2 separate regions of the Homo sapiens genome follow, and region 2 is linked to region 1. A link is a loop called in an ENCODE intact Hi-C map of the cell type or tissue named here. Cell type or tissue: CD14-positive monocyte. All regions are shown on one strand. Links, peaks and the distances in the headings refer to the core of each region. The heading gives the core; the rest is flanking DNA.

Evidence for each region. Hi-C counts contacts between places; a loop is a spot of excess contacts. Peaks named below come from ENCODE experiments on the same cell type or tissue, not always from the same donor. Only the 100,000 strongest peaks of a DNase experiment are listed, where the experiment ranks them.
Region 2: it touches region 1 in a loop (5-fold over the local background); 3 of 110 quality-filtered maps call a loop at or near these places.

The regions. Positions count from the first base shown.
Region 1 is chr11:5,147,495-5,164,316 of GRCh38, reverse strand. It overlaps OR52A1 (olfactory receptor family 52 subfamily A member 1), which reads left to right and starts at 9,560. Exons shown (of 2, transcript NM_012375.3): 1 at 9,560-9,870; 2 at 11,627-16,822. The coding sequence starts at 11,948. The coding sequence ends at 12,886. RefSeq lists enhancers at 7,760-8,473, 12,005-13,051, 5,296-16,822. In CD14-positive monocyte, for the core only: no CTCF peak of the experiment used is centred there; no DNase peak of the experiment used is centred there.
Region 2 is chr11:5,205,656-5,222,477 of GRCh38, reverse strand. No RefSeq gene overlaps it. Among named protein-coding and RNA genes, the nearest start is that of HBB, 13 kb to the left of the region's middle. In CD14-positive monocyte, for the core only: no CTCF peak of the experiment used is centred there; no DNase peak of the experiment used is centred there.

The DNA.
Region 1 (16,822 bases), core at 4,997-12,996:
CCTGTAATCTTTTTATCACCTCCCCTCCTCACACCCGGTCCGGTTTACAGTTTCATTCCGTGACTAGCCCTCCCCAACCTGCCCAGCAATTTCCTATTAAGAAGGTGGCTGAAGCTAAAGGCGTAGTCAAGGTTAATGCTCCTTTTTCTTTATCCGACCTCTCCCGAATCAGAGCGTTTAGGCTCTTTCATCAAATATGAAAAACCCAGCCCAGTTCATGGCTCGTTCGGCAGCAACCCTGAGACGCTTTACAGCCCTAGACCCTAAAAGGACAAAAGGCCACTTTATTCTCAATATACATTTTATTACCCAATCTGCTCCTGACATTAAATAAAACTCCAAAAATTAAATTCTGGACCTCAAACCCCACAACAGGACTCAATTAACCTCACCTTCAAGGTGTACAATAATAGAGTAGAGGCAGCCAAGTAGCAACATATTTTTGAGTTGCAATTCCTTGCCTCCACTGTGAGACAAACCCCAGCCACATCTCCAGCACACAAGAACTTCCAAATGCCTAAACCGCAGTGGCCAGGCGTTCCTCCGGAACCACCTCCCCCAGGAGCTTGCTACAAGTGCCAGAAATCTGGCCACCAGGCCAAGGAATGCCCGCAGCCCAGGATTCCTCCTAAGCCGTGTCCCATCTGTGCAGGACCCCACTAGAAATCGGACTGTTCAACTCACCTGGCAGCCACTCCTAGAGCCCCTGGAACTCTGGCCCAAGGCTCCCTGACTGACTCCTTCCCAGATCTTCTCGGCTTTGCAGCTGAAGACTGCCACTGCCTGATCGCCTCGGAAGCCCTGTAGACCATCACAGACACCGAGCTTTAGGTAATTCTCACAGTGGAGGGTAAGTCTGTACCCTTCTTAATCAGTATGGAGGCTACCCACTCCACATTACCTTCTTTTCAAAGGCCTGTTTCCCTTGCCTCCATAACTGTTGTAGGTATTGATGGCCAGGCTTCTAAACCTCTTAAAATTCCCCAACTCTGGTGCTAACCGAGACGATACTCTTTTAAGCACTCCTTTTTCATTATCCCCACCTGCCAGTTCCCTTATTAGGCCGAGACACTTTAACTAAATTATCTGCTTCCCTGACTATTCCTGGGCTACAGCCATACCTCATTGCCATGTTTTCCCCCAGTTCAAAGCCTCCTTCACATCCTCCCCTTGTATCTCCCCACCTTAATCCACAAGTATAAGACACCTCTACTTCCTCCTTCGCGACCGATCATGCGCCCCTTACCATCCCATTAAAACCTAATCACTCTTACCCCGCTCAATGCCAGTATCCCATCCCACAGCATGCTTTGAAAGGATTAAAGCCTGTTATTACTTGCCTGTTACAGCATGGCCTTTTAAAGCCTATAAACTCTCCTTACCATTCCCCCATTTTACCTGTCCTAAAACCAGACAAGCCTTACAGGTTAGTTCAGAATCTGCATCTTATCAACCAAATTGTTTTGCCTATCCACCCCATGGTGCCAAACCCATATACTCTCCTATCCTCAATACCTCCATCTATAACCCATTATTCTGTTCTGGATCTCAAACATGCTTTCTTTACTATTCCTTTGCACCCTTCATTCCAGCCTCTCTTCGCTTTCACTTGGACTGACACTGACACCCATTAGGCTCAGCAAATTACCTGGGCTGTACTGCTGCAAGGCTTCACAGACAGACCCCATTACTTCAGTCAAGCCCAAATTTCATCCTCATGTGTTACCTATCTCGGCATAATTCTCATAAAAACACACGTGCTCTCCCTGCTGATTGTGTCCGATTAATCTCCCAAACCTCAATCCCTTCTACAAAACAACAACTCCTTTCCTTCCTAGGCATAGTTAGTGCGGTCAGAATTCTTACACAAGATCCAGGACTGCACCCTGTAGCCTTTCTGTCCAAATAACTTGACCTTACTGTTTTAGCCTAGCCCTCAGGTCTGCATGCAGTGGCTGCCGCTGCTTTAATACTTTTAGAGGCCCTAAAAATCACAAACTATGCTTAGCTCACTCTTCACATTTCTCATAACTTCTAAAATCTATTTTCTTCCTCATACCTGATGCATATACTTTCTGATCCCCGGCTCCTTCAGCTGTACTCACTCTTTGTTAAGTCCCACAATTACCATTGGTCCTGGCCCGGACTTCAATCCGGCCTCCCACATTATTCCTGATACCACACCTGACCCCCATGATTGTATCTCTCTGATCCACCTGACATTCACCCCATTTCCCCATATTTCCTTCTTTCCTTCTTTCCTGTTCCTCACCCTGATCACACTTGATTTATTGATGGCCGTTCCACCAGGCCTAATAGCCACACACCAGCAAAGGCAGGCTATGCTATAGTACAAACCACTAGCCTGCCTCTTCGAACCTCTCATTTCCTTTCCATCGTAGAAATCTATCCTCAAAGAAATAACTTCTCAGTGTTCCATCTGCTATTCTGCTACTCCTCAGGGATTATTCAGGCCCCCTCCCTTCCCTACACATCAAGCTCGAGGATTTGCCCCCACCCAGGACTGGCAAATTAGATTTACTCAACATGCCCTGAGTCAGATAACTAAAATACCTCTTAGTCTAGGTAGACACTTTCACTGGATAAGTAGAGGTCTTTCCTACAGGGTCTGAGAAGGCCACCGCAGTCATTTCTTCCCTTCTGTCAGACATAATTCCTCAGTTTAGCCTTCCTACCTCTATACAGTCTGATAACAGACCAGCCTTTATTAGTCAAATCAGCCAAGCAGTTTTTCAGGCTCTTAGTATTCAGTAAAACCTTTATATCCCTTACGGTCCTCCGTCTTCAGGAAAAGTAGAACGGACTAAATGTCTTTTAAAAACACACCTCACCAAGCTCAGCCACCAACTTAAAAAGGACTGGACAATACTTTTACCACTTTTCTTTCTCAGAAGTCAGACCTGTCCTCAGAATGCTACAGGGTACAGCCCATTTGAGCTCCTGTATAGATTTGCCTTTTTATTAGGCCCCAGTCTAATTCCAGACACCAGACCAACTTAGAATGTGCCCCAAAAAAACTTGTCATCCCTGCTATCTTCTGTCTAGTCATACTCCTATTCACCATTCTCAACTACTCATACATGCCCTGCTCTTGTTTACACTGCCGGTTTACACTGTTTTTCCAAGCCATCACAGCTGATATCTCCTGGTGCTATCCCCAAACTGCCACTCTTAACTCTTGAAGTAAATAAATAATCTTTGCTGGCAGGACTATGTTGAATCTCCTTAGGCACTCTTTAATCAGATGTCCTAGGTCCTCCCACTTCTTAGTCCTTTAATACCTGTTTTTCTCCTTCTCTTATTCCATTTGGTTTTTCAATCCATACAAAACCGTATCCAGGCCATCACCAATAATTCTACATGACAAATGTTTCTTCTAACAACCCCACAATATCACCCCTTACCACAAAATCTTCCTTCAGCTTAATCTCTCCCACTCTAGGTTCCCACGCCGCCCCTAATCCCGCTCGAAGCAGCCCTGAGAAATATCGCCCATTATCTCTCCATACCATCCCCCAAAATTTTCGCTGCCCCAACACTTCAACACTATTATGTTTTATTTTTCTTATTAATATAAGAAGACAGGAATGTCAGGCCTCTGAGCCCAAGCTAAGCCATCATGTCCCCTGTGACCTGCAGGTACACATACAGATGGCCAGTTCCTGCCTTAACTGATGACATTCCACCACAAAAGAAGTGAAAATGGCCTGTTCCTGCCTTAACTGATGACATTGTCTTGTGAAAGTCCTTCTCCTGGCTCATCCTGGCTCAAAAGCTCCCCTACTGAGCACCTTGTGACCCCCCACTCCTGCCCGCCAGAGAACAACCCCCCTTTGACTGTAATTTTCCTTTACCTACCCAAATCTTATAAAACAGCCCCACTCCTATCTCCCTTTGCTGACTCTCTTTTCGGACTCAGCCCGCCTGCACCCAGGTGATAAAAAGCTTTATTGCTCACACAAAGCCTGTTTGGTAGTCTCCTCACAGGGATGCGCATGAAACTGAATAACCAATGAGTCACTAAAGAAATTAAGAAGGAAATTTTAAAACTTCTTGAAACAAGTGAAAATGGAAATACAACATACCAAAACCTACAGGATATGGCAAAAGCAGTACTTAGAGGGAAGTTCATAGCAATAAACACCTATATCCAAAAAAGTAGAAAGGCTTCAACTAAGCAACCAAACAATGTACCTCAAGGAAATAGGAAAGCAAGAACAAACCAAATGCAAAATTAATAGAAGGGGAGAAATAAGAAAGATCAGAGAAGAAACAAATGAAATTGAGACCAAAAAATACAGAAAATCATTAAAAACAAACAGTTGCTTTCTTGGAAAGGTAAACAAAATCAACAAAACTTTAAGAAAAAAGAGTCAAATAAAATTAGAAAATGAAAAAGAGGATATAACAATTGAGACCTCAGCAACACAAAGACTCATTAGATACTATTATGAACAACTGTATTCCAACAAATTGGAAAATCTAGAATAAATGGATAAATTCCTGGACACATACAGCCTAGCAAGACTGAAGCATGTAGAAACAGAAAACCTCAATAGAACAATAATGAATAACAAGATTAAAGTTGTAATATAAAGTTTCCTATTAAAGAAAAGCCCAGGACTCGATGGGCTACCAAACATTTCAAGTAGAACTAATACTAATCGTACTCAAATTCCTCAAACAAACAAACAAATAAAAACTGAAAAGAAGGGCCTACTTCTAAACTTATTCTATGAGGCAAGCATTACTCTAATATACCCAAACCAGACCAGGACACAACAACAAATGCACCTCAAAGGAGGTACAGTAGGAACATACCTCAAAATAATAAAAACCATATAGGACAAACCAAGTGCTAACATTATGCTGAACAGAGAAACATTGAAGGCCTTTCCTCTAAGGACTGAAATAAGGCAAGAATGCTCACTTTCATTGCCATTATTTAACATAATATTGGAAGTCTTGGAAAGAGAAATTCAGGAAGAGAAAGAAAGTGCATCCAAATTGGAAAGGAAGAAGTTAAATTAGCCTAGTTTGTAGATGACATGATCTTATACTTAGAAAAAACCTAAAAACTTCACTAAATACTATTAAAACGATTTAAAAAAATCAATAAAGTTACAGGATATGAAATAAAAATACAAAATCAGTAGCATTTCATATATAAAAAGTTATCAATCTGCAAAAAAAATCAATAAAACAATCTTATTTACAATAGCAATAAAAATATAAAATACCCAGGAGTCAATCTAACCCAAGAAGTAAAAGATCTCTATAAGAAAAATTATAAAACTCTGGTGAAAGAAATAGAAGAGGGCACACAAATAAAATGGAACGATATTCCATGCTCATGAACTAGAAGAATTAATATTAAAATGACAATACTACCCAAAGCAATGTACAGATTCAGTGCAATTTCTGTCAAAATACCAATGGCATTCACAGAAATAGAAAAACAATCCTAATATTTATATGGAACCACAAAAGATCCCCAATAGCTAAAGCAATCCTGAGCAAAAAGAACAAAACCAAAGCTATCACACTATATGACTTCAAAATCTACTACAAAGCTACAGTAGCCAAACAGCACAGTACTGCATAAAGACAGACATACAGCCCAATGGAACAGCATAGAGAACCCAGATGCAAATCCAGGCACTTAACAACCAAGTCATCTTTAACAAAGGCATCAAGAACATAAAAATAGGAACAAATGGGCCAGGTGCAGTGGCTCACACCTGTAATCCCAGCACTTTGTGAGGCTGAGGTGGGGGGATCACGAGGTCAGGAGTTCAAGACCAGCCTGACCAACGTGGTGACACTCCGTCTCTACTAAAAATACAAAAATTAGCCAGGCATGGTGGGGCGCTCCTGTAATCCCAGATACTCAGGAGGCTGAGGCAGGAGAATCGCTTGAACCTGGGAGGCAGAAGTTGCAGTGATCCAAGATTGTGCTGCCACTGCACTCCAGCCTGGGCAACAGTGAGACTCCATCTCAAAAAAAAAAAAAAAAAAGGTACAAACAGTCTTTTCAAGAAACAGTGCTAGGAAAACTGGATATCCATTTGCAAAAGAGTAAAATCGGACCCCTATCTCTCACTATATACAAAAATCAAATCAAGATGGATTAAAGACTTGAATCCAATACCTGAAATTATGAAACTACTGGAAGAAAACAGTGGGGAAACCCTCCAGGGCATTCATTGATTTGGGCAAATACTGTCTATGAGACTTCAAAAGCACAAATAACCAAAACAAAAATAGACAATTGGGATTGTTTGAAGCTCTGCACAGCAAAGAAAATAATAAAGTGAAGAGACAACCCAAAGAATGGGAGAAAATATTTGCAAACTATATATTTTACAAGGAATTGATAACCAGAATATGCAAGAAACTCAAGCAACTCAACAGAAAATAAATAAATAAATAAATAATGGCCAAAAGACCTGAATAGATATTTCTCAAAAGAAGCCATACAAATGGCCCAGAGGTATTTGAAAAAATGTTCAATATCACTAATCACCAGATAAATCAAAACCACAATGTGATATCATCTCACCTTAGTTAAAATAGCTTATAACAAAACAAAAGGAAATAACAGATGCTTGTGTGGATGTGGACAAAGGGAAACCCTCTTACACTGTTGGTGGGAGTACAAATTGGTACAGCAATTATGAAGGACAGTATGGAGATTTGTCAAAAATGTAAAGTAGAACTACCATATGATCCAGCAATATCACTCCTAGGTATATACCCTTAAAAGAATAAATTAGTATGTCGAAGATATATCAGTACTCCCATCTTTATTATAGCACTATTCACAAACGCCAAGATTTGAAATCAACTGATGTATTCGTCAACAGATAAATGGATAAAGAAAATAATACACACACACACACACACACACACACACAATGGAATATTATTCAACCATAAAAAAGAATGAAATATTATCAATTACAGTAACATAAATGGTACTGAAAGCAATTACGTTAAGTGAAATAAGCCAAGCACAGAAAGAAAAATATCACATGTTCTAACTCGTGTGGAAGTTAAAAACGTGGATCTTATGAAGACAGAGAGTAGATTGGTAGTTACCGGCGGCGGGAGGGAAGAAAGGAATGAGAAATCAAGCAAAAAAACCCTCCCACTCTCTCTCTCTCCCTCTGTGTGTATGTGTGCATATGTATGTATGTGTATATATATATAAAAATGTGAATATGTATGTATACATATAAATTTGTATATATATGTATGTATGTATTACCACTGAACCGTACACTCAAAAATGGTAAAGATGGGCTGGGTGCGGTGGCCAATGCCTGTAATCTCAGCACTTTGGGAGGCCAAGGCAGGTGGATCATGAGGTCAGGAGTCCAAGACCAGCCTGACCAACATGGTGAAACCCTGTCTCTACTAAAAATACAAAAAATTAGCCAGGCGTGGTGGCAGGCGCCTGTAATCCCACCTACTTGGGAGGCTTGGGCAGGAGAATCGCTTGAACCTGGTGGGGGCGGAGGTTGCAGTGAGCCAAGATCCTACCACTGCACTCCAGCCTGGATGACGGAGCGAGACTCCGTCTCAAGGAAAAAAAAAAAGTAAAGACGGTAAATTACGTATGTATATTTTACCTTAATAAAAATAAATTTAAAAAATATTCAGTAGGCCGGGTGCAGTGGCTCACGCCTGTGATCCCAGCACTTTGGGAGGCGGAGGCGGGTGGATCACGAGGTCGCGAGATCGAGACCATCCTGGCTAACACAGTGAAACCCCGTCTCTACTAAAAAAATACAAAAAATTAGCCGGGCTTGGTGGCGGGTGCCTGTAGTCCCAGCTACTATGGAGGCTGAGGCGGGAGAATGGCGTGAACGCGGGGGGCGGAGCTTGCAGTGAGCAGAGATCAGGGGCCACTGCACTCCAGCCTGGGCGACAGAGAGAGACTCTGTCTCAAAAAAAAGAAAAAAAAAATTTAGTAGACTAGCTAAAAAAATCCAGAGATAGTTATTGATGCATATGTAAAAGTCTTCCAATATTTACAAGTACAATGAAAAAAAAATAACCTTGAATTAAGTGTAGAACTCATTGACAATGTTTCAAAGGATGTGAGGGATAAACTAAAATTTGGGCAGTACATGCTGTTCCTGTGTACTTGGAACAGAGGGAGAAAATCTGGGCTGGAAATATTGTTATAGGAGTTAGCACATGAAGGTGACAACTAAATTATTTGGAGTAGATGGAGTCACCAGCACATGTGAATAGTTTTAGAATGAAATGACCCAAGATAGAACTTTGGAGAGCCCCCAAATTTAAATAAAATCAGTATAAGAGAAGAGGAAGAAACCAAATGGTATACTAGTCTAAATTGTTTCTTAGTGACAAAAGAATAACCTGAATATTAGATTAGCTGCCTATATGCTCTCTGAATCAATTTCATTCAACATGCAACAGTACTATTGTTTTATGCTCCTTCACAGAGGAAATTCTGGAAAGAGCACATGGGGTTCCTTGCCTTTTCATCTGTATTCCTTGTTCTCCTGGAAATCCATTATAAATATTCTCCACCATTAGTATGCTTCCTAAATTTGCCAATGTCTAAACATTATATCAAGTGTCTCTTAGCTACATTCAAGAAAGCCTAGAAACCAGCTGTAAAATGTCAAGGAGAATAGTGTCATATGCATAAGTCTTGCTTAGAATTTATCAGATACTTACGTGATAAATGAAATTGTAATGCATAATCCCATTTTACTAATAATTTAAAGGTAAGACTATAATTTTTTTCATTTCATTTAGAATATATAACATCTCACTCATAAATAGTAGGAATATAATGACTGTTTTTTGAAAGAAAAAGAAGGAAGGAAAGTAACAAGGAAGAAAGAGAGAAAAGAGGAAATGGATACCAGTTTACTCAAATGTTCAACAACTTGCTTCCAGCTTTACATTTGTAGGACTTAGAAATGTCCATTATAATTTGTCACTATAAGAATGTTACTTAATTTACTAAAAGATAAAAAAAACTTCAATAAAATAAAATGGGAAGAATGAGACTGAAGAAGACTGAGGAAGTAATTGTGTGGTAAAAAGTAGTTATGAATACAGATTTTTCTTTTCTGAATAAAAAGAGAAAAACCTTGCCTCAGTGAAAATGTCACCAAGATATTTATTTAAATAGGAATTGGCATAGAAACATGTTTGCATTAAATGGGCTTTAGAATTTTGCAAATAGAAATGGCAGAAAAGGAACATAGCTTGTAAAAAAATTTTTTGCATATGAATTATTCTGCATTTAGCCTGTGGGAAAAGAGAAAAAGAGAGAAAGGAGATTTCTGCAAGTGTAGAAATAATTACGGGGATATTAGGTGCCAGTGAACCCAAGAGGGCTGACTTAAAATTTGCTGGGTCCCTCGTGGTTTTGGCTATCAACTAGGAAATCCCTCATTTCATGCTCATAACTCCTCCTACTTCTCCACACATTCATAAAGGAATATTAAATTGGTGGATAGCCACTTTTTTCTCCAATTTGAGCTCAATAAATTCATCCCGTGTTTCAGAATGCTACAGACCTCACTATGAGTTTTACTGGGGGATGAGCACACAAAGATGGTCTGAGACAGACTTCCAGAAGAAGAAGAAGATGTCCGTGTTAGAGATAAATGAAAAGTGTAAAAAGTCATCTGCAAAATGTCCACAGTATATTATATTGGCACATATCCTGGCACCAAACAGAGTAAAATTTATGACATTAGCTGGATGCTGTTACACAGAGTGCAGACAGAAAGTAGAGCCATCACAGAACCCACAACTTAAGGGAATGAAGCTGGAATCCTTGGAGAAGAAAAATTGGTGAGTGATGAATGAAAGTGTTATGAAAAATGGACAATATTCTTCAGGTATCTGGTAAGAGCAAAACCAGCTCTCAATAATAATTGAGGAGTAAGTCTCACGATTCCAAGTTTCCTCTCCATAATTTAATTACCAGCTTCTCCAATAACAATCACTCTATCCAACTAACCAGGAACTTACATACACCACCACCTGCAACCCTGCTATCTGTGCCTGTCAGGTAGTACTCACATGTCAGCTCTTTGGTCTTGAATAAGTCAGACATTGTGATTGCCATTAAAGGATTCTTATTCTAATTGTGATTATCTTTGGAGAAGAAAAAATTTGCCCCTATTAGAAAAAGCCAGTGACTTATGGATGGGAGTGTCATAAAACTAAGCATTGGGGATCAAATCTGTGGAAATCAAAGTATTTAATTGACCTACTAGTTTACGGTAAATGTATGTTAGCTGATACAGCCTCCCTGTCATGAAATGTCCTCTGCTGATTTGGTTCTTTCATTTGAAGTTTAGCAGCAGTTGAACATTTGTTGTTGAATATTTGAGTAAACTTGTATCCATTTCCTCTTTTCTCTTTCTTCCTTGTTACTTACCTTCCTTTTCTTTCAAAAAAAAAAAAAAAAAAAAAGCTGCTTTTTCTTTCAAAGAACAGCTACTTCCTGAATTTCCAGCATATTGGTGACATGAAGCATACGGTTAGCTGATTCATGAGCTTACTGAGATAAAACAACTTTATTGAAGTGTCTAGGAAAGAATGAAGTAACTTTACTTTTCACTGTATCACAAACATTTCTCTAATGTATAGCTTAAAATGTACTGATTCAAAATATGTAATTTTTAGAAAATAACTATTTTGATCAGAGAACTTTTATATAAAGCATAAGAGCCCAGGTTTTTCAGAAAATTCAATCATCAGTGAAATTGAAAAGTGACTAAATTTTCTTTGGTTATTCATAGTGCTTTCCTCAATTTTAGTCTCCCCAAGTTTGTCCTGTCTTCCCTGTCTAGTTCTACATTTGACTTCTTCTAAGAAATCTGTCCTTTAGCTTTTTTATTTTTACTAATTTCTTATGTCAGAGCTCACAAAATTATATAAGCATCTCACCTATATTTCATTAAGAACTAATGAGCCTTTATTGGGCTATATTATGCTAATTATAACTCTGAACATTTTAAAACCAGGAAACTGGACTCTATTCTGGCTAAATGATTCATTTGCCCATTATTCAGTATCTGTGGTTTATCAGGAGCAAGTTCTCTTGCCGTAGGCATTGCTGCTGCTCATCTTGTCCCTTAGCAGTTCCTTCTCTCTAGATATTCCATAAAGTGTATTAAAATTTTAAACTCACAACATTTCAAGAGTTTCAGCTGTTTAAAATATATAGGAAAAAATATAATTCCCTTTAACTTTAAAGAAATATAAAAAGCAACCAGGAGCTTTGGCTCAGATTTGTCAAAAGTATAAAGATTTCAATTATTTCTAAAGCATTCTCTTTACATTATTCTGAATATAAAAAGAAATATATTATGTTCTTGGGTGTCAATTATTTCTACCTCTATTCTCTTTCATTGGGAATCTTTTACACCAATGTACTGGTCAGAGTCTGTTAATTTGCTTGTCTAAAATGTTCTTAAAGAAAATTGGAAATAGTTAAATACTAGAGGAATAGCTGAAATGTGAAATATGGAGAGGTTTATTAACCAAATTAAAATGCAATGTCCAATAAAAATAAACTTCTTTTTTTTTTTGTCCACAGGTCTGGAAAGAAATAACAGACTGGCCAGTAGTCCAATCCCCTGTCCAGGTGATTTTGCTGGTTCTAATGTATTTGGATTGCCATGCACATAACATCCTATTATGGCACAGTGCCTGTGAATGCCCCACCTGAAAACAGTGATGTATCTCCATGAATCCATCTTTTCCTTTCAAAACTGTGAATAAGATGGATGATTTTAGAGTTATACCCAAATCAGACAGACTCAATATAATGAGTTTGGAGAAAATCAGAAAGCAGAAGAGGAACAGTAACACTGACTGAGAAACTTCTTTTGTTTGCATCAGGAGACCCAACGACACTATGTCCATTTCCAACATCACAGTCTACATGCCCTCTGTGTTGACACTAGTAGGGATCCCAGGCCTAGAATCTGTGCAGTGCTGGATTGGGATTCCATTCTGTGCCATTTATCTCATTGCTATGATTGGAAATTCCTTGCTTCTGAGCATCATCAAATCTGAGCGCAGTCTCCATGAGCCCTTGTACATTTTCTTAGGCATGCTAGGAGCCACAGACATTGCACTTGCTAGCAGCATTATGCCAAAGATGCTTGGAATATTCTGGTTTAATGTGCCTGAAATCTATTTTGATTCCTGCTTGCTTCAAATGTGGTTCATCCACACATTGCAGGGTATAGAGTCAGGCATCCTTGTGGCCATGGCCCTGGACCGTTATGTGGCCATCTGTTATCCACTAAGACATGCCAACATCTTCACCCACCAGCTTGTCATTCAGATAGGAACTATGGTCGTACTCAGGGCTGCTATTCTTGTAGCCCCATGCCTAGTACTGATAAAGTGCCGGTTTCAATTTTATCACACAACAGTCATCTCCCACTCCTACTGTGAGCATATGGCCATTGTGAAACTAGCAGCAGCAAATGTTCAAGTCAACAAAATCTATGGTTTGTTTGTGGCCTTCACTGTAGCAGGATTTGACCTCACATTCATCACATTGTCCTACATCCAGATATTTATCACAGTTTTTCGTTTGCCCCAGAAGGAGGCTAGGTTTAAAGCATTCAATACCTGCATTGCTCACATCTGTGTCTTCCTCCAGTTCTACCTCCTTGCCTTCTTCTCCTTCTTCACACATAGGTTTGGGTCTCACATCTCCCCTTATATCCATATTCTCTTTTCTAGCATTTACTTGCTGGTCCCTCCATTTCTCAATCCACTTGTCTATGGTGCAAAGACCACACAGATTCGCATTCATGTGGTAAAAATGTTCTGTTCATAAAATCCACCTTAATTAATGCCTACATGCTTTTTTCTTTTGCAGTAGTAACCATATCAAAACAAAACAAAAAACATATTATTTGAGATGCTGGGTTTGTGAAATCTGCCAGCACAATAGCTGGTTTTAGATCATCATGGCTCATATCAATCAGTGGGATTGTGAATTCTACGTGACTAATGAAAGTGAGAAGTGTGAAATGAGTGAAGTAGTGAATATATATTATTTTTTCTCTTTTATTCTTTAGCCCCTGGTTGAGTTATTCTTCTAAGAATATTTCTCCAGGAGGATTTATAAATTATGCCTTTGTCACTGAATTTAAATGCACCTAAGGCTCGTTGTTCTGAAACATCCAGGGACTCAATGAAAACAAGTTGTTGACTCTCATTTTCTTGATCATCCCTGCCTTAAAAAAAAAAATCAAAGGAAGTACATGTTAACTGTGTTCTTGTCAAAGAAAATCTTATGAATATCAAGAGACAATAAAGCCTAAAAATTTAAATACATTTTCAGAGTCATACAAGGAATTACAGGCACAAAAATTAGAACCAGGTGTTGCATTTGACACATCAATGTTGTTGTTTTTTTTTTTGCTAACCTCAAAATTTACTTCTTTATTAATTCATCATTTTATCAAAAACCTGCAATATTAAAAATACTATACTACAGAATCGTGACATAATAGTAAATCTGGCACAGTGAATAATTCTCATGAGTTTGTACCTATGTAATTCTGGAAAAGAGAGACTGAAAGGAAGAGAGGTGGGGAATGGGCAGGCAAGGGAAAGAAGAGAGAAATAACAAGTGTACACATAGGATGTGGAGTTCAGAGAGAATGAAGCATTGAAATCTAACCAAAGCAGGGGAGTTGCATTTATTGTATTTTGTTTTTTGGTTAGGTAGTTACCTCTGATTCTTGAGGAATGATGGATGAGTAGCCAAGGAAGTAAGAACACATCATGCCAGGTAGATAGTAGAGGAGATTTAAACTAGATAATGTAGTTTAAGGTAACTCTAGTTTTTTCAATATGGTATGAGTGCAAGGTAGAACTTGGGGAGACAAGGAAAATATGAATATCAAAAATGGCTATTAATGTTGTGCAGAGTTGCTGGACTTTATTCCAAAAGCTATAATGTGCCATTGGAGAGTATTCATTTGTTTGCTTGTGTTCTACAAGTAAGACGTGTGTGTGTGTGTGTGTGTGTGTGTGTGTGTGTGTCTGCTTGGGCATGTGGCAGCATACCACACAGCAAATATAAATAAGTCTAGGGCTATTGTGTTAGTGAAGAGGAGGACTATATTGTCTAAAATTAGTGGCATAAGAATTTACGGCTAGTCAATTGTTCTTGAAAAACCTCAGGTCATAGATCATTTTTTTCAAGGTTATGGAAAATATTCACATATGGGCAGATGTCCATACTTTGATTTACCAGATTAAAACCACTGCAAATATAAGAAATATTGGATTGCTTGTCATACACCCACCTGGTGGATCCTCTGGCTTCACGGATTAGGACTTAGCAGATATCCATGGCTGTTGAGAATGATTATAGAGGCTATCTTAAGGGATCTTTTGAGACTGTTTCAAGTTTCAATATCTACTAGAGCTAATTTTATTGGATTACCAATAGGGATGGTTTTTCTTAAGTAACATAATTTTCTCAAAAATAAAATAGCCTCTGATGTTATTTCTTAATATTTTAGCCAGAATTCAGCAAACTTTTACATAAATGGCCAAATAATATATAGCTAAGGCTTTATGGAAAAAGAGGCAAATTCAAGAATATCATGTAGGCATTAATATAACAAGATAGAAAAATGTATGTCCACAAATAATTTTTATGAAATTCAAACAATATTAACAATAATAATTGCATTGTCTTTAATTAAAGAAGGTCTACTAATTAAAATAATAGAATCCATTTTTTTTTTCTACAGAGTAACAAAGTGTAGCTGAAAGTTAGAGTTTCCCCATCACCAAATTGATTACAAATATTCATCTGTAAAAATCATTCTTAACTAGTGGACTATAGAAAACAGGAAGTAGGCCAGGTTTGGGATGTTTAACAATGACCACTTTAAGCAGCACCACCAAAAATATGTGGTAATATAGGTCCAACAAAGAGACACAATGTGAAACTACAACATATTTGCACCATCTCCGAATTTTAATATCTCATAAAATATGTAGTCCAGAGTTCATATTGTTTAATTACTGTAGTCTTCAAATTTCAGGATCAGTCCCAAGCTGAGACTTACTAATAGAAAACAGAAGAAACAAATAGGTCATTACAAGGAAAAGAGGATAACCAGGACCCTCTAACCTCCCACACACTTGGACGGGGACAATTATTGAAAAAAAATCTTTAACATAAAATTGCTTGAAAGATAATAATATTTTTTGTAAGGATAATTTTCAAGAAAGGTTTCTAGAAATCATAAAATTAACTTCCAGGAGATTACATCAATTTCAACAATGACTAAAATAATGTTTGCCTAAATTCTTAACAACACTAGTTATTACCGATATTTACCTTTGACAGTTTGATAGGTGAAATATGATTCCCTTTATAATTAGCATTTAACAAAGAAATATTTGTGCTGCTATCTTCTTTTCCGTTTGTACATTCTTTATGTGAAGTACTTCATTGTTTCCTTTGTTCATTTTTCTAATTTGTGTCCATTTATTTTCTTCTTGAGTTTAAAATTTGATGAGTAAATATTGAATTATTTCCAAGGGCTTTATTGCTCAGGACTTTACCAGAGGATTTCCAATAGGCTATTGGCATTTTCTAGTAGAAGTGACTTCAGGCATAAAGAAGAAAAGAAAAAGTAAAAAGTCTTAACATTGGAGACCTTTGACCTATTAGGAGCAGAACGCTTGGTGAAAAAAAAAAAATGCTTTCAGGCCGGGTGCGGTGGCTCACGCCTGTAATCCCAGCACTTTGGGAGACGGAGGTGGGTGGATCATGAGGTCAGGAGTTCAAGACCAGCCTGGCCAAGATGGTGAAACCCCATCTCTACCAAAAATACAAAAAATTAGATGGGCGTGTTGGGGGGGTGCCTGTAATCCCAGCTACTCGGGAGGCTGAGGCAGGAGAATTGCTTGAACTCGGAGGGCGGAGGTTGCGGTGACCCGAGATGGTGCCACTGCACTCCAGCCTGGGTGACATAGTGAGACACCGTCTCAAAAAAAAAAAAAAAAGATTTCAGGAACTGAACCTTCTAGCTTTTTGCAGCCCTTCATTTAAATGTTCAATTTGGGAAAAATAACTTACAACATTTGGCTCATTTCCACCCTTCTTGGTAGAGAACTGTCCTTTGGCAACAAGCCTTCTATGCTGATATTCCTAAGCGGTCTCCATTTCAATGTGAGAATACATCAATATTACCCTCAATTTATTGTTAAATGGACGACCTTTTGAGATTTGGTTAGCAGGCCTATTTGGCTTTAATACTAAGCTGTATGCCTGTATTTAAACAGTATTAAAAATGCAAGTGATTCCTAGCTACTCCTGAGGCTAAGGCAGGAGAATCGCTTGAACCCGGGAGGCAGAAGTTGCGGTGAGTCGAGATGTCTCCACTGCACTCCAGCCTGGGCGACAGAGCAAGACTCTGTCTCCGAAAAAAAAAAAAAAATACAGGTAATATTTTGTCCTACCACATCTATTTATAATTTCTAAAATTGCTCAGAATTTGTATTAATAAGGATTCTTCACAGTACAAAACCAATAGGTTATGCATACATATATGTATATACACATATATGCAGATATGTATACCTATACATATATATCTGTATCTATGTATCTATATGAGATAGATTAATTTTAAGAACCTGACTCACACAGTTATGAAGGCTGGCAAATCCAAAATCTGCAGGGAGAGCCTATAGGCTGGAGACTCAGGGAAGAGCCAGTGTTGTAATTTAAGTCCAA
Region 2 (16,822 bases), core at 3,349-11,348, 60 kb before region 1:
TTCAGTCAACAATAAAAGCATTTAAGAAGTTATTCTAGGCTGGGAGCGGTGGCTCACACCTGCAATTGCAGCACTTTGGGAGGCCTAGACAGGCGGATCACGACGTCAGGAGTTCAAGATCAGCCTGGCCAACATAGTGAAACCTCATCGCTACTAAAAATATAAAAACTTAGCCTGGCGTGGTGGCAGGCATGTGTAATCCCAGCAATTTGGGAGGCTGAGGCAGGAGAATCGCTTGATCCTGGGAGGCAGAGGTTGCAGTGAGCCAAGATTGTGCCACTGCATTCCAGCCCAGGTGACAGCATGAGACTCCGTCACAAAAAAAAAAGAAAAAAAAAAGGGGGGGGGGAGCGGTGGAGCCAAGATGACCGAATAGGAACAGCTCCAGTCTATAGCTCCCATCGTGAGTGACGCAGAAGACGGGTGATTTCTGCATTTCCAACTGAGGTACCAGGTTCATCTCACAGGGAAGTGCCAGGCAGTGGGTGCAGGACAGTAGGTGCAGTGCACTGTGCATGAGCCAAAGCAGGGCGAGGCATCACCTCACCCGGGAAGCACAAGGGGTCAGGGAATTCCCTTTCCTAGTCAAAGAAAAGGGTGACAGATGGCACCTGGAAAATCGGGTCACTCCCGCCCTAATACTGCGCTCTTCCAACAAGCTTAACAAATGGCACACCAGGAGATTATATCCCATGCCTGGCTCAGAGGGTCCTACGCCCATGGAGCCTCGCTCATTGCTAGCACAGCAGTCTGAGGTCAAACTGCAAGGTGGCAGTGAGGCTGGGGGAGGGGTGCCCACCATTGTCCAGGCTTGAGCAGGTAAACAAAGCCGCCTGGAAGCTCGAACTGGGTGGAGCCCACCACAGCTCAAGGAGGCCTGCCTGCCTCTGTAGGCTCCACCTCTAGGGGCAGGGCACAGACAAACAAAAGACAACAAGAACCTCTGCAGACTTAAATGTCCCTGTCTGACAGCTTTGAAGAGAGTAGTGGTTCTCCCAGCACATAGCTTCAGATCTGAGAACAGGCAGACTGCCTCCTCAAGTGGGTCCCTGACCCCCGAGTAGCCTAACTGGGAGGCATCCCCCAGTAGGGGCAGACTGACACCTCACATGGCTGGTACTCCTCTAAGACAAAACTTCCAGAGGAATGATCAGGCAGCAGCATTTGCGGTTCACCAATATCCACTGTTCTGCAGCCACCGCTGTTGATACCCAGGAAAACAGCTTCTGGAGTGGACCTCCAGTAAACTCCAACAGACCTGCAGCTGAGGGTCCTGACTGTTAGAAGGAAAACTAACAAACAGAAAGGACATCCACACCAAAAACCCATCTGTACATCGCCATCATCAAAGACCAAAGGTAGATAAAACCATAAAGATGGGGAAAAAGCAGAGCAGAAAAACTGGACACTCTAAAAATGAGAGTGCCTCTCCTCCTCCAAAGTAACGCAGCTCCTCACCAGCAATGGAACAAAGCTGGGCAGAGAATGACTTTGACGAGTTGAGAGAGGAAGGCTTCAGAAGATCAAACTACTCCAAGCTAAAGGAGGAAGTTCGAACAAACGGCAAAGAAGTAAAAAACTTTGAAAAAAAATTAGATGAATGGATAACTAGAATAACCAATGCACAGAAGTCCTTAAAGGACCTGATGGAGCTGAAAACCAAGGCAGGAGAACTACGTGACAAATACACAAGCCTCAGTAACCGATGAGATCAACTGGAAGAAAGGGTATCAATGACGAAAGATGAAATGAATGAAATGAAGCATGAAGAGAAGTTTAGAGAAAAAAGAATAAAAAGAAACGAACAAAGCCTCCAAGAAATATGGGACTATGTGAAAAGACCAAATCTACATCTAATTGGTGTAGCTGAAAGTGATGGGGAGAATGGAACCAAGTTGGAAAACACTCTGCAGGATATTATCCAGGAGAACTTCCCCAATCTAGCAAGGCAAGCCCAAATTCACATTCAGGAAATACAGAGAACGCCACAAAGATACTCCTAGAGAAAAGCAACTCCAAGACACATAACTGTCAGATTCACCAAAGTTGAAATGAAGGAAAAAATGTTAAGGGCAGCCAGAGAGAAAGGTCGGGTTACCCACAAAGGGAAGCCCATCAGACTAACAGCTGATCTATCGGCAGAAACTCTACAAGCCAGAAGAAAGTGGGGGCCAATATTCAACATTGTTAAAGAAAAGAATTTTCAACCCAGAATTTCATATCCAGCCAAACTAAGCTTCATAAGTGAAGGAGAAATAAAATCCTTTACAGACAAGCAAATGCTGAGAGATTTTGTCACCACCAGGCCTGCCCTACAAGAGCTCCTGAAGGAAGCACTAAACATGGAAAGGAACAACTAGTATCAGCCACTGCAAAAACATGCCAAATTGTAAAGACCATCAAGGCTAGGAAGAAACTGCATCAACGAGCAAAATAACCAGCTAACATCATAATGACAGGATCAAATTCATACATAACAATACTCACCTTAAATGTAAATAGGCTAAATGCTCCAATTAAAAGACACAGACTGGCAAATTGGATAAGGAGTCAAGACCCATCTGTGTTCTGTATTCAGGAAACCCATCTCACGTGCAGAGACACACATAGGCTCGAAATAAAAGGATGGAGGAATATCTACCAAGCAAATGGAAAACAAAAAAAGGCAGGGGTTGCAATCCTAGTCTCTGATAAAACAGATTTTAAACCAACAAAGATCAAAAGAGACAAAGAAGGCCATTACATAATGGCAAAGGGATCTATTCAAGAAGAAGAACTAACTATACTAAATATATATGCACCCAATACAGGAGCACCCAGATTCATAAAACAAGTCCTGAGTGACCTACAAAGAGACTTAGATGCCCACACAATAATAATGGGAGACTTTAACACCCCACTGTCAACATTAGACAGATCAACGAGACAGAAAGTTAACAAGGATATCCAGGAATTGGACTCAGCTCTGCACCAAGCAGACCTAATAGACATCTACAGAACTCTCCACCCCAAATCAACAGAATATACATTCTTTTCAGCACCACACCACACCTATTCCAAAACTGACCACATAGTTGGAAGTAAAGCTCTCCTCAGCAAATGTAAAAGAACAGAAACTATAACAAACTGTCTCTCAGACCACAGTGCAATCAAACTAGAACTCAGGATTAAGAAACTCACTCAAAACCACTCAGCTACATGGAAACTGAACAGCCTGCTCCTGAATGACTACTGGGTACATAACAAAATGAAGGCAGAAATAAAGATGTTCTTTGAAACCAACGAGAACAAAGACACAACACACCAGAATCTCTGAGACACATTCAAAGCAGTGTGTAGAGGGAAATTTATAGCACTAAATGCCCACAAGGGAAAGCAGGAAAGATCTAAAATTGACACCCTAACATCACAATTAAAAAACTAGAGAAGCAGGAGCAAACACATTCAAAAGCTAACAGAAGACAAGAAATAACTAAGATCAGAGCAGAAGTGAAGGACATAGAGACACAAAAAAACCCTTCAAAAAAATCAATGAATCCAGAAGCTGTTTTTTTGAAAAGATCAACAAAATTGATAGACTGCTAGCAAGACTAATAAAGAAGAAAAGAGAGAAGAATCAAATAGACGCAATAAAAAATGACACGGGGTATCACCACTGATCCCACAGAAATACAAACTACCGTCAGAGAATACTATAAACACCTCTACGCAAATAAACTAGAAAATCTAGAAGAAATGGATAAATTCCTCGACACATACACTCTGCCAAGACTAAACCAGGAAGAAGTTGTATCTCTGAATAGACCAATAACAGGCTCTGAAATTGAGGCAATAATTAATAGCTTATCAACCAAAAAAAGTCCGGGACCAGTAGGATTCATAGCCGAATTCTACCAGAGGTACAAGGAGGAGCTGGTACCATTCCTTCTGAAACTATTCCAATCAATAGAAAAAGAGGGAATCCTCCCTAACTCATTTTATGAGGCCAGCATCATCCTGATACCAAAGCCTGACAGAGACACAACAAAAAAAGAGAATGTTACACCAATATCCTTGATGAACATTGATGCAAAAATCCTCAATAAAATACTGGCAAACTGATCCACCATGATCAAGTGGGCTTCATCCCTGCCATGCAAGGCTGGTTCAACATACGAAAATCAATAAACATAATCCAGCATATAAACAGAACCAAAGACACAAACCATATGATTATCTCAATAGATGCAGAAAAGGCCTTTGACAAAATTCAACAACGCTTCATGCTAAAAACTCTCAATAAATTAGGTATTGATGGGACATATCTCAAAATAATAAGAGCTATCTATGACAAACCCACAGCCAATATCATACTGAGTGGACAAAAACTGGAAGCATTCCCTTTGAAAACTGGCACAAGGCAGGGATGCCCTCTCTCACCACTCCTATTCAACATAGTGTTGTAAGTTCTGGCCAGGGCAATCAGGCAGGAGAAGGAAATAAAGGGCATTCAATTAGGAAAAGAGGAAGTGAAATTGTCCCTGTTTGCAGATGACATGATTGTATATCTAGAAAACCCCATTGTCTCAGCCCAAAATCTCCTTAAGCTGATAAGCAACTTCAGCAAAGTCTCAGGATATAAAATCAGTGTGCAAAAATCACAAGTATTCCTATGCACCAATAACAGACAAACAGAGAGCCAAATCATGAGTGAACTCCCATTCACAATTGCTTCAAAGAGAATAAAATACCTAGGAATCCAACTTACAAGGGATGTGAAGGACCTCTTCAAGGAGAACTACAAACCACTGCTCAATGAAATAAAAGAGGATACAAACAAATGGAAGAACATTCCATGCTCATGGGTAGGAAGAATCAATATCGTGAAAATGGTCATACTGCCCAAGGTAATTTATAGATTCAATGCCATCCCCATCAAGCTACCAATGACTTTCTTCACAGAACTGGAAAAAACTACTTTAAAGTTCATATGGAACCAAAAAAGAGCCCACATCACCAAGGCAATCCTAAGCCAAAAGAACAAAGCTGGAGGCATCACGCTACCTGACTTCAAACTATACTACAATGCTACGGTAACCAAAACAGCATGGTACTGGTACCAAAACAGAGATCTAGACCAATGGAACAGAACAGAGCCCTCAGAAATAATGCCGCATATCTACAACTATCTGATCTTTGACAAACCTGAGAGAAACAAGCAATGGGGAAAGGATTCCCTATTTAATAAATGGTGCTGGGAAAACTGGCTAGCCATATGTAGAAAGCTGAAACTGGATCCCTTCCTTACACCTTATACAAAAATTAATTCAAGATGGATTAAAGACTTACATGTTAGACCTAAAACCATAAAAACCCTAGAAAAAAACCTAGGCAATACCATTCAGGACATAGGCATGGGCAAGGACTTCATGTCTAAAACACCAAAAGCAATGGCAACAAAAGACAAAATGGACAAACGGGATCTAATTAAACTAAAGAGCTTCTGCACAGCTAAAGAAACTACCATCAGAGTGAACAGGCAACCTACAAAATGGGAGAAAATTTTTGCAATCTACTCATCTGACAAAGGGCTAATATCCAGAATCTACAATGAACTCAAACAAATTTACAAGAAAAAACAAACAACCCCATCAAAAAGTGGGCAAAGGATATGAACAGACACTTCGCAAAAGAAGACATTTATGTAATCAAAAAACACATGAAAAAATGCTCATCATCACTAGCCATCAGAGAAATGCAAATCAAAACCACAATGAGATACCATCTCACACCAGTTAGAATGGCGATCATTAAAAAGTCAGGAAACAACAGGTGCTGGAGAGGATGTGGAGAAACAGGAACAACTTTTACACTGTTGGTGGGACTGTAAACTAGTTCAACCATTGCGGAAGTCAGTGTGGCAATTCCTCAGGAATCTAGAACTAGAAATACCATTTGACCCAGCCATCCCATTACTGGGTACATACCCAAAGGATTATAAATCATGCTGCTATAAAGACACATGCACACGTATGTTTATTGCAGCACTATTCACAATAGCAAAGACTTGGAACCAACCCAAATGTCCAACAACGATAGACTGGATTAAGAAAATGTGGCACATATACACCATGGAATACTATGCAGCCATAAAAAATGATGAGTTCATGTCCTTTGTAGGGACATGGATGAAGCTGGAAACTATCATTCTCAGCAAACTATCACAAGGAGAATAAACCAAACACCGCATGTTCTCACTCATAGGTGGGAATTGAACAATGAGAACACATGGACACATGAAGAGGAACATCACACTCTGGGGACTGTTATGGGGTGGGGGGCAGGGGCAGGGATAGCACTAGGAGATATACCTAATGCTAAATGACGAGTTAATGGGTGCAGCACACCAACATGGCACATGTATACATATATAACAAACCTGCATGTTGTGCACATGTACCCTAAAACTTGAAGTATAATAATAAAAAAAAGTTATCCTATTAAAACTGATCTCACACATCCGTAGAGCCATTATCAAGTCTTTCTCTTTGAAATAGACAGAAATTTAGTGTTTTCTCAGTCAGTTAACATTCCTTCAACTAGATTAGTTGTGACAAAATTTCAGGCCTTGCTCAACTCTAACCTCAGTCTCTCCATATATTTCTGAGAGTCTTCCTTCTTATTTGTTTATAAGAATTTAGTAAATGGCAATATTGAGAAGTAGAAAATTTTGGAGACTTGTTTTTCATGAACCAGAACAATCTCAAAGCAGCAATACTAAACAGGAGCCAAGCCTAGAATAAAGTTGAATTTCTGGAATCAACAAGCTAGGGGAAAGTCTCCCATTAAGTCAAATATTTGACAACTGGGAGGTCAAGTCAGAGGTGAAAAATGATTAAAGATAACAAGAGGTCTGAAAACAAAGTGACCAATTAAAATAAAAAGAAAGAGCCAAGCTGGGCACAGTGGCTTGCATCTGTAGTCCCAGTAACCCAGGAGGCTGAAGTGATAGGATCACTTGAGCCCAGGATTTCAGGGTTGCAGTGAGCAATAATGACACCACTGCTCTCTAGCCTTGGTGACTGAGATCCTGTCTCTGAGGAAAAACAAACAAACAAGCAAAAAACAAACAAACAAACACACAGATATTAAGAACATAGAAGTTTTGTTACGGTGATGATATTCTCCAACACAGGTCTGAACCCCTTGCAGTGCCTCGGGGCTGTTTCTCCAGTGGATTCTTGGGTTCTTCACATCTTCTCAACTTTGTGAAAAGATATTCATCCAAAGGTCTCACCTGTCTTATTCAGAGCTTGGATTTTGGACTAGCTTTTTCTATTTCTTGGGATTCTCTAGAGCCATATATTCAGATATAACACAGATATAACCAAAAGAAGCAAAGGAGGCATCACAGAAGGGGCTTTGTATTCTGGGGAGGGGGACATAGAGTTGAGAGAAATACAGGAATTTATAGGACTCTACTCAAAGAGCCCTCAAATAAAGTACGGCTAGTCTTCTTTGCCTAAGACAATGAGCAGTCCAGGAAGTTATCCATTTCTTTTAGATTTTCTAGTTTATGTACATAGAGATGTTCATAGTAGTTTTTGATGATTATTTGTATTTCTGTGGGGTGAGTGATAATATTCCCTTTTTCATTTCTAACTGTGCTTATTTGGATCTTCTCTCTTGTCTTCTTTATTAGTCTAGCTAGTGATCTACCTTATTAATTTTTTCACAAAACCAGCTCTTGGACTCATTAATCTTTTGAATGGTATTTTGTGTTTTAATATCCTTCAGTTAGCTTTGATCTTGTTTATTTCTTGTCTTCTGCTAGATTTAGGGTTGGTTTGCTCTTGGTTCTCTGGTTCTTTTAGTTGTGACATTAGGTTGTTAATTTGAGGGCTTTAAGACTTTTTGATGTGGGCATTTAGTGTATAAATTTCTCTCTTAACACTGTCTAAGCTGTGTCCCAGAGATTCCGGTATATTGTATCTTTGTTCTCATTAGTTTCAAAGAACTATTTTATTTTTGCCTTAGTTTTCATTATTTACCCAAAATTCATTCAGGAGCAGGTTGTTTAATTTCCATGTAATTGCATAGTTTTCAGCTATTCATTAGTCTTGAAATCTATTTTTATTCCTCTGTGGTCTGAGAGTGATTGATATGATTTTTTTTTTGCATTTGCTGAGGATTGTTTTAGGTCCTCCCAAGGCTGAACCAGGAAGAAATCAATTTCCTGAAGAGATCCATGATGAGCTCTGAAAATGATTCAGTAATAAATAGCCTATCAAACAAAAAAAGCCCTGGACAATATGATTCACAACCAAATTCTATCAGATGCACAAAGAAGAGTTGGAAAAATTCCTACTGAAGCTACTCCAAAAAATTGAGGGGGAGGGATTCAACCTCAGCTCATTTTATGAGGCCAGCATCATCCTGATACCAAAACCTGATAGACACACAACAACAAAAAAAGAAAACTTCAGGCCAATATCCTTGAACATTGATGCAAAAATACTAGCAAGCCAAATCCAGCAACACATCACAAAGCTAATCCACCTCAATCAAGTAGGCTTTATCCCTGAGAAGCAAGATTGGTTCAGCATATACAAATTGATAAATGTGATTCATCATATATACAGCACTAAAAACAGAAACCACATGATCATTTCAATATGTGCAAAAAAAGATTTTGATAAAATTCAACTTCACTTCATGTTAAAACCTCTCAACAAACTAGCTATTTAAGGACATGACCTCAAAATAATATGAGCCATCTATGACAAACCCACAGCCAACATCATACAGAATGGGCAAAACCTGGAAGCATTCTTCTTGAAAACTGGCACAAGACAAGGATGCCCTCTCTCACCACTGCTATTCAGTATAGTACTGGCAGTCCTGGCCAGAGCAATCAGGCAAGAGAAGGGAATAAAGGGCATCCAAATAGGAAGAGAGAAAGTCAAAGTATCCCTGTTTTCTGTATCTAGAAAACACCATAGTCAAGGCCCAAAAGCTCCTTCAGCTGATAACTTCAGCAAAGTTTCAGGATATAAAATCAATGTACAAAAATCACTAGCATTCCCATACATCAACAATAGCCAAGCCTAGAGCCAAATCAGGAAGTCAATCCCATTTACCGTTGCCACAAAAAGAATAAAATACCTAAGGATATATCTAACCAAGCAGTTGAAAGATCTCTACAATGAGATTTACAAAACACTGCTCAAAGAAATCAGAGCTGATAGAAACAAATGGAAAAACTTTCCATGCTCATGGATAAAAAGAATCAATATTGTTAAAATGTCCATACTGCCTAGAGCAATTTACAGTTTCAAAGCTATTCCTATCAAACTACCAATGACATTCTTCACAGAACTAGAAAAATACACTTTAAAGTTCATATGGAACAACAACAAAAAAAGTCCAAATAGCCTAGGAAATCCTAATACTCACAGGTGGGAATTGAAAAATGAGAACACTTGGACACAGGGTGGGGAACATCACACACCGGGGCCTGTCGTGGGGTGGTAGGAGAGAGGAGGGATAACATTAGGAGATATATCTAATGTAAATGACGAGTTAACGGGTGCAGCACACCAATATGGCACACGTATACATATGTAACAAACTGCACAGGTACCGTAGAACTTAGAGTACAAAAAAAAAAAAAGAGAAAAAGAAAAAAGCTGGAGATAATACATTGCCTAACTTCAAACCATACCACAGGGCTACAGTAACCAAAACAGTGTGGTACTGTTACAGAAAAGACACACAGACAAATGGAACAGAATAGAGAGCCCAGAAATAAGACCACATGCCTACAACCATCTGATCTTTGACAAAGCTGATAAAAACAAGCAATGAGGAAAAGACACCCTATTCAACAAGTGGTGTTGGGATAACTGACTAACCGTATGTAGAAGATTGAAACCAGACCCCGTTCTATATCATATACACAAATAAACTCAAGATGGATTAGAGACTTAAATGCAAAACCCAAACTATAAAAATGCTTGAAAGCAACCTAGGCAATACCATTCCGGACATAAGCAGGGGCAAAGATTTCATGACAAAGATGCCAACAGTCATTGCAGCAAAAGCAAAAATTGACAAATAGGATCTAATTAAAATAAAGTTTCTGCACAGCAAAAGAAACTATCAACTGAGTAAACAACCTATAGAATGGGAGAAAATTTTTGCAAACTATGCATCCAACAAAGGCCTAATATTCAGAATCTATAAGGAACTTAAATGAATCTACAAGAACAAAACAAACAATGCCACAAAAAATGGGTAAAGGACATGAACAGACAGTATTCAAAAGAAGACATACATGTGGCCACCAAGCATATGAAAAAAGCTCAGTGTCACTGATCATTAGAGAAATGCCAATCAAACCCAAAATGAGATACTATCTCACATCACTTAAAATATCTATAATTAAATAGTCAAAAAATAACAGATGTGGGTAAGGTTGTGGAGAAAAGGGAATGTTTATACACCATTGGTGGCAATATAAATTAGTTCGACCATTGTAGACAGCAGTGTGGCAATTCCCTAAAGACCTAAAAACAGAAATACCATTTAACCCAACAATCCTATTATTGAGTATATACCTAAAGGAAAATAAACCATTCTATCACAAAGACACATGCACACCTGTGTCCATTGCAGCATAATCACAATAGCAAAGACATAGAATCAACCTGAAGGCCCATTAGTGGTATACCGATAAAGAACATGTACATATACACCATGGAATACTATGTGGCCATAAAAAAGAATGAGATCATGTCCTTTGCAGGAACATGGATGGAGCCGGACACCATTATCCTTAACAAACTAATGTAAGAACAGAAAACCAAATACTACATATTATCACTTACAAGTAGGAACTAAATGATGAGAAAACATGCACACATAACGGGAACAAAAGACACTGCAGCCTAATTGAGTTTGGAGGGTGGGAACGGGGAGAAGAGCAGAAAAAGTAACTATTGAGTACTGGGAGATGAAATAATCTGTACGACAAACCCATGACATGTGTTTAGCTATGTAACAAACCATCGTGAGTCTTTAGCAGTTCTTTCCTCCCATTTTATTCTTCCTTGCTCCTCTTTCCACCTATTAGTCACATATCTTTTTATAGTTATAATCAGCTTGTTTTTAAGTCTAACAAAATGTTGTTTTATGCGCATTATGAAAGTAATTTAATGATTCTCTGTCCTTCTTTGTAATTTGATTTTATGCAACAAGCATTTATTGTGTTCCTATATAGTAAATATAAAAACTGTATATATGTTGGAGGTAAAAAATAATGACAATGTAATTTTTGCCCTCAAAATAATGTGAGCAATTTAGTCCTATGGCTCCTATTTGTTAAAGACATTCAGTTACTTCTGACAACCTGAATTGTTAATTTCTTTCTTTCTAGCTCTCTTTTTTTTTTTTTTGACAGGGTCTCGCTGTGTTGCCCAGGTTGGAGTGCAGTGGTACAATCTTTGCTCACTGCAATCTCCCCCTCCTTGGCTCAAGATATCCTTCCACCTCAGCCTCCCAAGTAGCTGGGACTACAGGCACGTAACACCATATTCGGCTACTTTTTAAAATTTTTTGTAGAGAGGGGTTTCTCCATGTTGCCCAAGCTGGTCTCCAACTCCTGAGCTCAAATCGTTCTCCCTCCGGCCTCGGCTGTGATTACAGGTGTGAGCCACTGTGCTTGGCCCAGACAACATGAACTGTTACTGTTATTTTCTAATCCTTCGAGGAACTCAAGTCCTATCTTGAAAACTAATTCAAAAGGTACTAACGAGATTAGGAAGTGCCCCGAGAGAGTGCATAGAGGAGAGGGTAGAAGTAAAGCTGGGTTTGCTTTGTTAGTGAAGGAATAAAATGCATCAGAGGGCCGACCTTCTCAGCCTCTGATAGGCCCTGAGCTGGGAGCTGCTAAGCCATCCTGCAGAGCAAGTGGGAGAAACAGAGGGCATTAGGTCAGACTTGGCAGATTCTGCTCCTTTTTCCCTTCCCTTTTCCCCATCCACTTGCTCATTCTGGATGGCAGGATTAGGCTTTATATTTCCCTACCATATTAGCTTGTGCACTTAAAGGAAGTTTAGATAGCCTTGACTCCATGGGGAAAAGGAAAAAGTACATTTAGTGGGGTGTGGGACTGTTGGATTATTAGATGTCTTGCATTTCTCTCATTCTGTTCCAGTTGAGGCCAGCTTGCTTCCCACTAGAAGAATAACTGTTCTCTTTATACAATTCCTAGTCAAGTAGGGGCAAAAAGTATTTTCATTTATTATTGTTTTTCTGGGATGTAGCCAGGAGCAATTTAAACTTGCTGGAGTGCAATTTCTTCAACTACAAATGAGAATAATAATAACAGGTCTACGAACTAATTGTAATAATACAGAACTAAATGTAAATATACAAAGGATAAATTCAAAATCTGGGCACATGCAGGCTGCTATAAGAGAAAACATCTATGATATTATAGGTTGACCAAATGACATTAAATTATAGTGGGGAGGTAAACAGGTTGGCAGTGTATTTTAAAGTTGAACATATGCATATTTTATGACCTAGCAATTTACAGAATATATATACAAAAATATATAAGAATCTTCATAGCAGCAATTTATATTATAGCCAAAAGCTAGAAGGTACTCAAATATCTATCAACTGTGGAGTCAATAAATATATTGTGGTATATACATAAAATAGAATGACATTCAGAAATGAAAAATCAACTACAGTCATACACTAGTATGAATGCAATTCACAAACATAATATTGAATAAAGTCAGACATAAGCAACACAGTATAATTCAATGTATACACACTTTTAAAAAAAGGGACATGAGTCAATCGTGATAAAAATGAATTATATCAGGATAATTATTAACTTTGGAGACAATTAGTGGAATGATAAAGAGTGAGCATATGTTTACTCTTTAATTTCCTATCTTATTAGTTGTTACATGGGTGTGTTCACCTTCCAAAAGTTAATTCAGCTGTGCATGTATAATTTGTGTACTTTTATATATGCATGCTGTACTTAAAATATTAAAATAAAAACTAAATTTAGAAACTAAACAATGGAAAAAAGTCAGACCATTTCTTTGCATTTCAAGAAGTGCATACTAACTGAGATATTACATTCTTAAATGGCTTTAGTCAATTAGGCTTTAAATTTCACCACTATATAAACATTTGCTTCTAAATCTAGGTAGACTGTCTTAACTTCCTGAAGAAGAGGGAAGAAATAATGAAAAAAGGAAAATAACAGAAATACCTAGAGGAGGGAAATAAAAAGCCTAGGAAAGCAACATGAAAAGATGGTGCTCTCTGGTACATCCTGTGCTTCCTGAGATGTTGTTATTCGTCTTTTACACACACTGTCTTGGGATGGGCATTAAGGTGTTGTAGCTACTCAGCTAGTAAGTAGCTGAGCTAAGATTCTTTCAATTCCAAAGTCAGCAGTGTCTTCACTACATGGTACTATGTCAAGAAAGAGAAACTCCACTAAAAAGAACTTCATTGCTCTCTGTTAGGGATACATTAACATTTTGGGACATGAAAAAAAAATGTTACAATAGCTTACAGGTCACCTCCACTTATATGACCTATGGACCTCTTAAACTCAGCGAGTTGAAAAGATAGTAAATTATCCTCCACTTCTTTCAGTTTCCTCTAATGCTTCCAAACTTGATGAATGGTTCACTCAGATTTCCAAGACAAAATTTTGTCAATCATTTTTGCCTTTACTCTCCACTCTCTTCTATCCCTTATATATATTTAATAATCAATTTCTCACAACTAGAATTATTATCATAAATACTGATAGCTTTTGAGTGGCAGATAATGAGCCGTTTTTATATATTATCATCATACCAACAATATTTTTAAAAATTGTGCAGCTAAGTGTTGAGCTAAAAATTATATACCTAAGAAATGACAAAACCAAGATTTGAAACCAGTTCTCACTGACCAGAAGATCATTCTTTCAGCTAAGGAGCTAATTACTGCGTTCCTTCATAGTTTTTTTTTTTCCTCTCAGGTATTCCCTGAAATATGCATTTTCTTGGTCCTACTCTACTCAAATTTCAAACCACTATTATTTCATGCCCTTCAATAACTTCTAACCGGTTCTATTTTCCTATTTGTGTCTTGCAACATGGGATAATAGGTTCTGGCATGAGACAGCCCGGGCTCTACTCTCAGGTCCATAAGTTAATAGCTTTGTTTTGAGGATAAGTTACTTCTCTATGCCTTACATTCCTCAATAATAAATTAAGAGCTATAATGGAATCTACTTTATAAATTTCTTATAGTGAGTAAATTAACATAAATTCCTTCGAAAAATGACAAACCAAATAAGTTCCCAGTAAATATTAACTTTTTATCATGATGATCATGGTGATATTAATAATAAAACTAAAATTATAATTTTTTTCTTCACCTATAGCCACAGTCAGCTTCTCAAAGACAAATATGATTATGCCTCACCTTTTTATGATCTAATAGCTACTAATTTCTCCACGCTGACGTTTACCACAGAACCTGGACATAGGTGTTGCACACACTATGATCTCTAATAAATAAATAAAATAAATAAAACAGAAAAAAAACGATACAAAGGGTATGAAGGATTGAGTGAATATGTTATATGCTACGGCACCAGTGGTCTTTCTGGGTATTGTACACTTGCCCCATTCTAGGACAATGGTTCCTTCTGATTAGTTACCTTTTCCAGTCTGAGAGACATGCCTGGCTCACACCTGATTTGTAAGGCAATGGAGATGGAGACACTCTTATATCCAAAAGTACATAGCTCCGGTAGCTTAGATAATAAACCTTTGTCACCTCTAGAGAATTCTAAAAATCCACAGATTTAGAAATTCTAGGAATCCAAGAAATTACAATTTTAGATCTACTACAATTTCACAATATAACAATAACCAATAAACACGGACATTTTATTTACATAAATAAAAGATGGGTTTGTCACACAATTTAAAAATCTAGGGTCGAAAGCCACAGCAAAGGCAACCTCCTGGCACTATATCACAATAGATGACACCTGCATAGAGAAAGCAAAGTGGTCATGTTAGTCACTGATTGCCTCAAATAATCCCTGTGGGGATGTCTACTCTTTTGTATTCCATCAGCTTTTTTCCCAGTAACAACACATCCTAGCAATAATATCCTGACGAGTTTCTATAAAAAAAAAAAACTCCCCTCCTAAGATACAGTATCTTTGTGGTTGCATCCCCAGCCATCCCTCATTTGGTTGAGGTTGGAATTTCAATGGGTGGGTTGAATTTTTCCCTAAACAAACTTGCCATGGTAAAATCAAGGCTAGCATTACTGTTCACACAAGGCACTGTGCTAAGATCCCCATCCTTATAGCAATGGGAGGGCTCATAGGCAAGTCATGTCATGCAGAGGCCATTTCATCATCCCTTCTTGTCTTTGGGGACTTGGGTCTCTCCGGTTGTATAGGAGATTTCGCCAGGCATTTGAATCCTTCACTGCTAGTCATCCTGGACTCTGTGGTGTACAATATCCATCTCTCCTATGTTCTGAGGTCAGAATGACCTCTCTCTTAACCAGTTGTCTGGGCCCAGGCTCCATTATTGATATAGTCATGATCTCCTCTGTTGGGGATGAAGTAGGCAAATTTGAGGCACTAATTTACTTCTCACATTCTTTTCTTGAACAGAAAGATAGAACTGGAAATTAATAGTAGTATATAAATTCAAAATTTTAGCTTTAATAACATTTAATCAGACATAAATAATTATGGTAATGTGAATTTCAATAAATAAATTTTAGTTCTAATATAAGTGTAACTGTGTAATATTCATACTTTTTCTGAAGGCTTTACTAATTTGATATGGCATTACTTTTTTATTGCTGCCAAAACTATTCTTATTCCACTGTGTGGTGATGAGAAAGTGAGAGATGTTCTGGAGATGGTGATTATAGATAGCTTCCCTGAAGCCATAGTAACCCCCTGGAGAAAAATTGGACCTGGAGTCTAGCAGCCTAGGTATGGGTACTCGATTTCTTAGAAAGCCTTTACAATTTCCTTTATCTTAAAAATAAGGGTATTGAAGTAGAATTCTAGAATTTTCAGAGGACAACTTAAAATATGTGTAATAGTTTTAATTATTTATCCTCATAAATTTAACTGTTCATTTTAATATATTTAAGGATGAATTTTTTAAAAAGTTGATTTCATAAAAACGGGAATAGAAAGATGGTTCCATAGGCTGACTGAGAGTGTAGAGGAGGGATGGGAAGGGAAAGAAGTTGATCTTCAGTTAGACTAGAGGAATAAGTTTTAGTGATCTCTCACACTGCATAGTGAACACAGTTAATAATATATTATGTATTTAAATTAAAAATTGCTAAAAAATAAATATTTTATGTTCTCACCACAAAAAAAGTTGGAAGGTGATTCATATGCTAATTAGCTTGATAGACTCTCTCTACAATGTATATATAGATCAAACATCACATTGTATCCCATAACATATTATATATATTATATATTTATATTATATATTATTATTGTATCCATTAATATATGCACTTATTATTTGCCAGGCAAATAAAAAATGTTTTTAAAATATAAATTTATTTGTAACCTCCTTTTACTTTTCTGCTTGGTTTTCTTCTTTCATTCAGTGTTTACCAGTTTCTTATAGTTAATTTTATTTTAAGCTGTCTCACATTTTCTGAAGAAAAGGGAACATATTAAAGCCAACAAAACAAATACACTATCTTGCATGAGATGATTTATGTCATGGTACAATCAAATGCTATAAAT